Linked DNA regions of Homo sapiens: region 2 is linked to region 1. Evidence: chromatin contacts called from ENCODE Hi-C or POLR2A ChIA-PET data. All regions are on one chromosome and are shown on one strand. The core of a region is the stretch at or near the end of the contact, and the rest is flanking DNA. Distances in the headings are between cores, read along the strand shown.

Evidence for each region. Hi-C counts contacts between places; a loop is a spot of excess contacts on that map. ChIA-PET counts read pairs that join two places held with the same protein, here RNA polymerase II (POLR2A). Pooled maps may share reads with other maps.
Region 2: a map with no recorded cell type shows a loop between it and region 1 (9-fold over the local background). The contact joins the enhancer-like site here to the promoter of SBK3 in region 1. A Hi-C loop is called at or near these places in 7 of 168 maps with a recorded cell type or tissue (Caco-2, IMR-90, PC-9 and 4 more), 1 of 37 single-sample maps with no recorded cell type and 11 of 50 pooled maps. POLR2A ChIA-PET finds 5 or more read pairs at or near these places in 11 of 52 experiments (A549, A673, CD8-positive, alpha-beta memory T cell and 8 more).

Annotation. Positions count from the first base shown.
Region 1 is chr19:55,543,965-55,547,043 of GRCh38, forward strand. SBK3 (SH3 domain binding kinase family member 3) reads right to left here and starts at 1,579. Exons shown (of 4, transcript NM_001199824.2): 1 at 1,535-1,579; 2 at 835-985; 3 at 136-338. The coding sequence starts at 1,579. RefSeq lists an enhancer at 981-1,817.
Region 2 is chr19:55,502,095-55,505,463 of GRCh38, forward strand. The region is part of intron 12 of SSC5D (scavenger receptor cysteine rich family member with 5 domains); the gene reads left to right. Among named protein-coding and RNA genes, the nearest start is that of SSC5D, 15 kb to the left of the region's middle. RefSeq lists silencers at 1,602-1,691, 1,742-1,791. Within about 2 kb of position 1,802, at least 28 of the 41 ENCODE cell types and tissues checked have a DNase peak (open chromatin) inside an H3K27ac peak, as active enhancers do; they include Panc1 and ascending aorta, where a contact is called at or near this core.

The sequences.
Region 1 (3,079 bases), core at 329-2,828:
GGTCATGTGGGGGCTCAGGGTGGAGATGGATTGGGCGGGCCCTGATTTGGGGTCAGAGTTGGAGACAGAGACGGGGCTTGGGACAGAGTTGGACCTGGGATAAGCACTCCCAACCTTTGTCCCTCGTGGCCTCACCCTTTCCTGCAGCATCCCGCTGAGGTCCCCACAGGGCGCGTACTCCTGGGCGAAGGCAAAATAGCGGGGGGTCTGTAGGGGTCCTGCCAGGGTCTGCAGCAGGCCTGGGTGTGCAGAGACGCAGCGGCCCACACAGAACTCCCTCAGGAAGGTGCTTCTCAGGACCAAATCCCGACGCAGGAGCTTCAGAGCCACAGCTGGACCTGCCAGGGAGATGGGTCGGAGGGACACTCAGGCGGCTCCAGTCCTGCTGTGGGGCCTGAGGGAAGCCGTGTAAACTCTCTGAGCCTCACACTTCTCATGGGCAGCACGGGCTCCCCTGTCTGTGAAGTGTGGGTGGGAGGAGACCTTCTTTGAAGACCCTCCCTGCTCTGCCTCGGACTGCGGCGTGGGCTTGCACAGCCGCCTCACCCTCTCCGGGCCTCAGTTTCCCCTGGCATCAAGTAAGAGACACGGTGGTGACTTGGGTTCCAACTTGAGTTGCATACCTGTCCTGCTGTGGGACCGTAGGCAGTCCCTCGCCCTCTCTGGGGTGGGGCCTGTGTTTCTCAGAAGATCCCAGAGCTCTTAACTTTCAGAGTACCCCCACTGAGAAGGGTCCCCATCAGCTCCTCCTGGGAATGCCCCCTGTCTGGGTGGCTTCCGAGAATGCTTATTGTGGGGCAGTTGGGGAGGCTGCCCTTGGGTGGCTGAACTCACCCCCCTGGTGAGGCTGGGCAAGGAGCACGCGGCCGTAGGAGCCGGAGCCCAGCTTCCGGATGAGGTGGTACTGGTCCCGAAGGCTCCTCACCGGGGTCACCCTGCTGGTCGTCAGCTCCACCAGCCGTTGGAGGGCTGTGGCTGTGTCCTCCTACGGGAGAGGGGCAGGGTGAGGAGGGGGCGCGTCTGGGGTCCACTGAGAGTGGTGGGGGAGGAGGTCACGGCGCAGCCCCAGGATGGAGGGTGGGGCAGGGGACAGGGGTCACTGTCCCCAGAGAGGAGGATGAGTCACAGTGACTCACCCGGACTCGGGCCACCTGTTTTTGTGTCCTGGAGAGGTTAGGGGTCACTGCCACAGAGGCCCCGCCTGCCCCTGTCTGTGGGAGCAGGCCAGGAGCCCCCAGCCCCGAGTGGGGGTGCATCCTCAGCCCACACAGTCCCCCTGCCCACCCTGGTCTCTCTCTCCACCGTCCTCTTCCCCTGTGCATCCCGCTGTGTGTTTCTGAGTCCAATTCTCTGGGGGCCTTGGTCTCGCTGTGTGTCCTTGGATCTCTGTCATCCTCTCTCCCTGGGTCTGGGTCTCTGAGGTCTTTGCGTTTCCCTGTTTTCTGTTTCTCTTCCTCTCTCTCCCCGTGTTGCCTCCTGCCTCTCTCTCCTTCTTTTCTCTCTCTGTCTTCCTCCCCTGGCTCCCGTCTCTCACCTCTGGGTCCCCATCCTCAGGGGTCTCGGAGGCCCTGCGCTCCATCTCAGGGCTTCCTGATGTGGGGTGGCCCTTGGGCGGGACCCCCCCGTCAGGGCTCCCCAGAAAGCAACCAGCCCCCTGCACCCCACAGGTTCTCGCTGCGCAGAGCCAAGGGATGGAAGCTCGTCTGCAAGGTCAGCCTCAGTCGCCCCTTGTCTGTCCGGCTCTGTCTAGCTGGAGGAGTGTCTCTGCCTCTCTGTGCCCTCCTGCCACCCTCTGGGTGTATTCCCTGCTGTGCTTCCCAGGTGATAGCCCTTACTCCCCACACCCTCTCTTCCCCTCTCTTTAGCCAACCCCAGTCTCTCCTTCCTTCTACAGGAACACCTTTCTGTCAGCCTCTCTCTTGCTCCGTCTATCCTCTCTCTTTGTGCGTCTTTGTCTCCTTCTCTCCCCGTCTCTCTCTCTCCACCCTCCCTGTCTCTGTCTCGCACTTGGGTCTCTGGGGTGGGACTCCCCCTCCCTGTCCCGTCTCTGTGGGTCGCCGGCCCCTCTCCCCTGTCCGCACACTGTCTCCACTCTTTCTCCACCAACTCTGGGGGTGTCTCCACGCTCTGCTCCCTGCCTGCTCCCCTCTCTCTGTCTGTCTGTTTCCCGTCTCTCCCGGCCCCTCTGGGCATCTCCGTCCGCTCTCCCCAGTGTCTCTGCGTCTCTCTCCTCCTCTTTGTTCCTGACTCTCTCTCAAAGCCTTTGTCCCTCCCTTTCTCTGGGCCTGGGACAGGGGTGTGTGTGACAGCTCAGAGACAGAGACATCCTGTCCCCCCACACCCCTCCCTCACCCCCTCTGACCGCTGCCCCCTCCCTCTCCCTTCCAAACTTAGACCAGCTTGGACTCTGGGCTCCAGTCCCAGGACAGACGGGACAAAACATATTGTGAACCCCCAACAAGGCCCAGGCCTGAGGGCAGAGGAAAGGGTGGGACAGACCCCTCCACACACCTGAGCTGGGATGACTGGCCCAGAGCTGAGCACCTCTGTCTTGCCCCAGAGGCCAGGAGCGCTGGTGTCCAGGGACCAGGGAACAGTTCCCAAAGCCCTCCTCCTTCACACCAGGAGTGCTGGCCCCAGCTCCTCCTCCCTCACACCCAGGAGTCCAGGTCCCCAGTTCCTCCATCCTCAGACCCAGGAGTCTAGGCCCCAAGCCCCACCTCCCTCAGACCCAAGAGTCCAGGCCTCCAGCTCCTCCTCCCTCAGATCCAGGAGTCTAGGCCCCCAGCCCCTCCTCCCTCAGACCCAGGAGTCCAGGACCCCAGCCCTTCCTCCCTCAGACCCAGGAGTCCAGGCCTCCAGCCCCTCCTCCCTCACACCCAGGAGTCCAGGTCCCCAGTTCCTCCATCCTCAGACCCAGGAGTCCAGGCCCCAGCCCCTCCTCCCTCAGACCCAGGAGTCCAGGTCTCCAGCACCTCCTCCCTCACACCCAGGAGTCCAGGTCCCCAGTTTCTCCACCCTCAGACCCAGGAGTCCAGACTCCAGCTCCTCCTCCCTCAGACCCAGGAGTCCAGGCCCC
Region 2 (3,369 bases), core at 552-3,051, 42 kb before region 1:
CACTATGTTGCCCAGGCTGGTCTCAAACTCCTGAGCTCAGGCGATCCTCCTGTCTCACTCTCTCAAAGTGCTGGGCTTATGTCTGGGTTTATAAGTGTGAGCCACCATGCCTGGCCTCACTTCATTTTCCATGATCAAATTCTCTATCTTTTCTTCTCTGTGCCAATCTCTTTTTGCCTTTCATTTTCAATTTCTCACACTCGTCTTTATGCCGTATTTTTTTCATGGTAATTTCTTTTGCTCTCTCTCACCATCTTTCTCATTTTTTTTCTTTCGTTGTCAGTTTCATATTCCCATCATTTCTTTTTCCCTGTCTTTCTTTTTCAATTTCTCACCCTCATTACATCTATTTCTCACTCCAGTTTTCGTGGTCAGTTTCTCTTTATTTTTTTCTCCCTTGTCCTTCTGTCTTTTTGTTTCATTATCAGTCTCACACTCTCATCTCTGTTTCTCACCTAGTTTTTCCTGGTCAATTTATCTGTCTTTCCCCCTCAGTCTTTCACTTTTCTTTCAGATCTCACCTTCACCACCTCTGTTTCTCACTCCATTTTTCATGGTAAATTTCTCTCTCTCTTTTTTGAGACAGGATCTTGCTCTGTTGCCCAGGCTGAAGTGCAGTGGTGCGATCTCAGTTCACTGCAGCCTTGAACTCCCAGGCTCAGGTGATCCTCCGACCTCAGCCTCCTGAATAGCTGGGATTACAGATGCACACCACCATGCCTGGCTAATTTTTTTTTTTGAGACAGAGTCTTGCTGTGTTGCCCAGGCTGGAGTGCAGTGGCGTGGTCTCGGCTCACTGCAACCTCCACCTCCCGGGTTCAAGTGATTCTCCTGCCTCAGCCTCCTGAATAGCTGGGATTACAGGCGTGTGCCACCACTCCCGGCTAATTTTTGTATTTTTAGTAGAGACGGGTTTCACCATGTTGGCCAGGCTGGTCTCAAATTCCTGACCTCGTGATCCGCCTGCCTCGGCCTCCCAAAGTGCTGGGATTACAGGGGTGAGCCACTGCTCCCGGCCTGATTTTTTGTCGAGATGGGTTCTCACTATGTTGCCCAGGCTGGTCTCAAACTCTTGGGCTCAAGTCATCGGCTTGCTGCGGCCTCCCAAAGTGCTGGAATTGCAGGCGGGAGCCACTGGGCCCAAACTGTTTCTGTATCTTCCGTCCTCTTGTCTTTCACTTTCAGTTCTCAGCTTCGCCACCTGCTTCTCACTCGATTTTTCACGGTCGGTTTTGCTATATCACCTCATACTCTCATCGTCTCCATTTCTCACTGCGTTCTCTCCCCAGGCCCAGCGCTGTGGTATCTTTTCCTTTGTCTCTTACGGTTGTTTTCTGAGTCTCCATCTCCCGCGCCTTCCCTGCAGTCTCCCGCGTGCTCTCTTCTCTCTCCCCCTCGTTTCTCTCATGGTCAGCCCCCTTCCCTCCGTTTCTGTCTCCCGCGGGCTCCTCTGTCCGTTTCTCACCGTCCCCGCCGCCCTCGCCGCTCCCTCACGGGAGGTTTCACTCCCCACCTAAGGGGCAGCGTTTCTGTCCTCCCTCTGTGCCCGTCGCAGTCGCTGTTTCTCCGTCTTCTCCCTCCCTTCCACTCTCCCGCCCTGCTCGCCGTCTGGGGCTGCCTGGGTTTCTGCCTCTGTCGCCCCGCGCCCCGTACCTGTGCCCTCCTGAGAGGCCCAAGCCTCCCGCTCCCGCAGGAGAGTCTCGCCGCAAGCGTCCTTTCCCGCCTTTTTTTTTTCTGGCGCTCAGCACGCATGCGCAGGCGCGGTGGGCCCGGGAATGGAGGGACGGGATGGGGCAGGCGTTCATCTGCCTCGCACCTCGTGACGTCACAGGCGCGCTGCGCCTCCTGATTGGCCAGCCGGCGCATCGCCCGCAGTAATAATAGCTGGGCGAAGGGCAACCAGGCCCCAAGAAGCGGGCCTTGAGGTGGGGAAAGGGAGGGAGGAAGCAGGCCCTAGAGGCGCCGTGACTTGGGGGTGGGTGGGCTCCAGCTGTGAGTTAGAGCTATCATTCCGTTTCCAGAGCCGGAAGCGGGAGCTCCGAGAGGTGATGCTCCTCGTTCAAGGACTGCCAGGGTTGCAGCGCCTCCCTAGCCCATAGCGCCCCCTCGTGGTGGAGGCGGGCACGTGCCGGGCACAGCGGCTGCGGAGACAGCGGGTCCGGCCTCGGGACCCCTCCCGTAGGGTAGGGAGGCAGCCAATGAGCAGAAATAAATGCAGAATCACAAACTGCGCCGGTGAAATGAAAAGACAGCCATGTGTGCCACCTTATCAATAGGAAGACTTGGAGGCGTATGCGGGGTGGAGTGGGAGACGAGGCAGGCATGCATTCTTAGCTTCAGGAGCAATGTAACCTTGAAAAAGTGACTTGGTCTCTTTGAGTCCCCGTTTCTTATTTATATTGTTTTATTTATTTATTATTTATTGAGACGGAGTCTCGCTCTGTCACCCACGCTGGAGTGCAGTGGCGCTATCTCAGCTCACTGCAACCTCTGCCTCCCAGGTTTAAACGATTCTCCTGCTGCAGCCTCCTGTGTAGCTGGGATTACAGGCGCACGCCACCACACCGGGCTAATTTTTGTATTTTTAGTAGAGACGGGGTTTCACCATGTTGGCCAGGCTGGTCTCAAAGCCGACCTCGTGATCCACTCGCCTTGGCCTCCCGAAGTGCTGAGATTACAGGTGTGAGCCACCGCGCCCGGCCACCTGTTTCTTTCTCTGGAAAAAAAATGGGGCGCCAGGGTTGTTGGAAAGGTGGAACGAGAGCTCACCTAGTCTGTGCTGGGCATGCATGACCCCAACTTCAGGCCATAGAAACTGTTGCTACACCTGTGTTTCAGATGGGGTAAAAAGTGAGGCTCAGAGAAGTTTAACTTAGGAGCCACGATTATAACCTGTTTTAAGTGATTTCACACGTTTTGCTCCTTGGATTGGGAACCATATGCTAAAATAGAAGCACGAGTCTGGAGTCCGACTCTCCTACCAGGTTCCAATCGTGGTTCCAACCCGGATTAGAACTAGTTGGGTGACTGCAGGCCCCAATTCAATGAACAAAATGTGTGTGAAATCGTTTAAAACCGCAGAATATTGTTTGTTAGGGTTATTTGCTGAAAACGAACAACAGCTGCAGGATTTCAGGGAACGAGCGATTATTTGTAGTAGAGAAATCAAGGAAACCTCACAGGGGAGATGATATTATTTCATCAGCAGGCCACAAGGAGAAATGAATTCTCAGAGAAGCAAAGGGTGGGAGAAATTTGCATTGCCAGAAATTTTCATCGGTGTTATCCATCTCTGCTAGACTTTAAGCTCTGTGAAAGATCTGTATCTATTTCAATTGCTGCCATAATACATCGCCACAAATTTAGTGG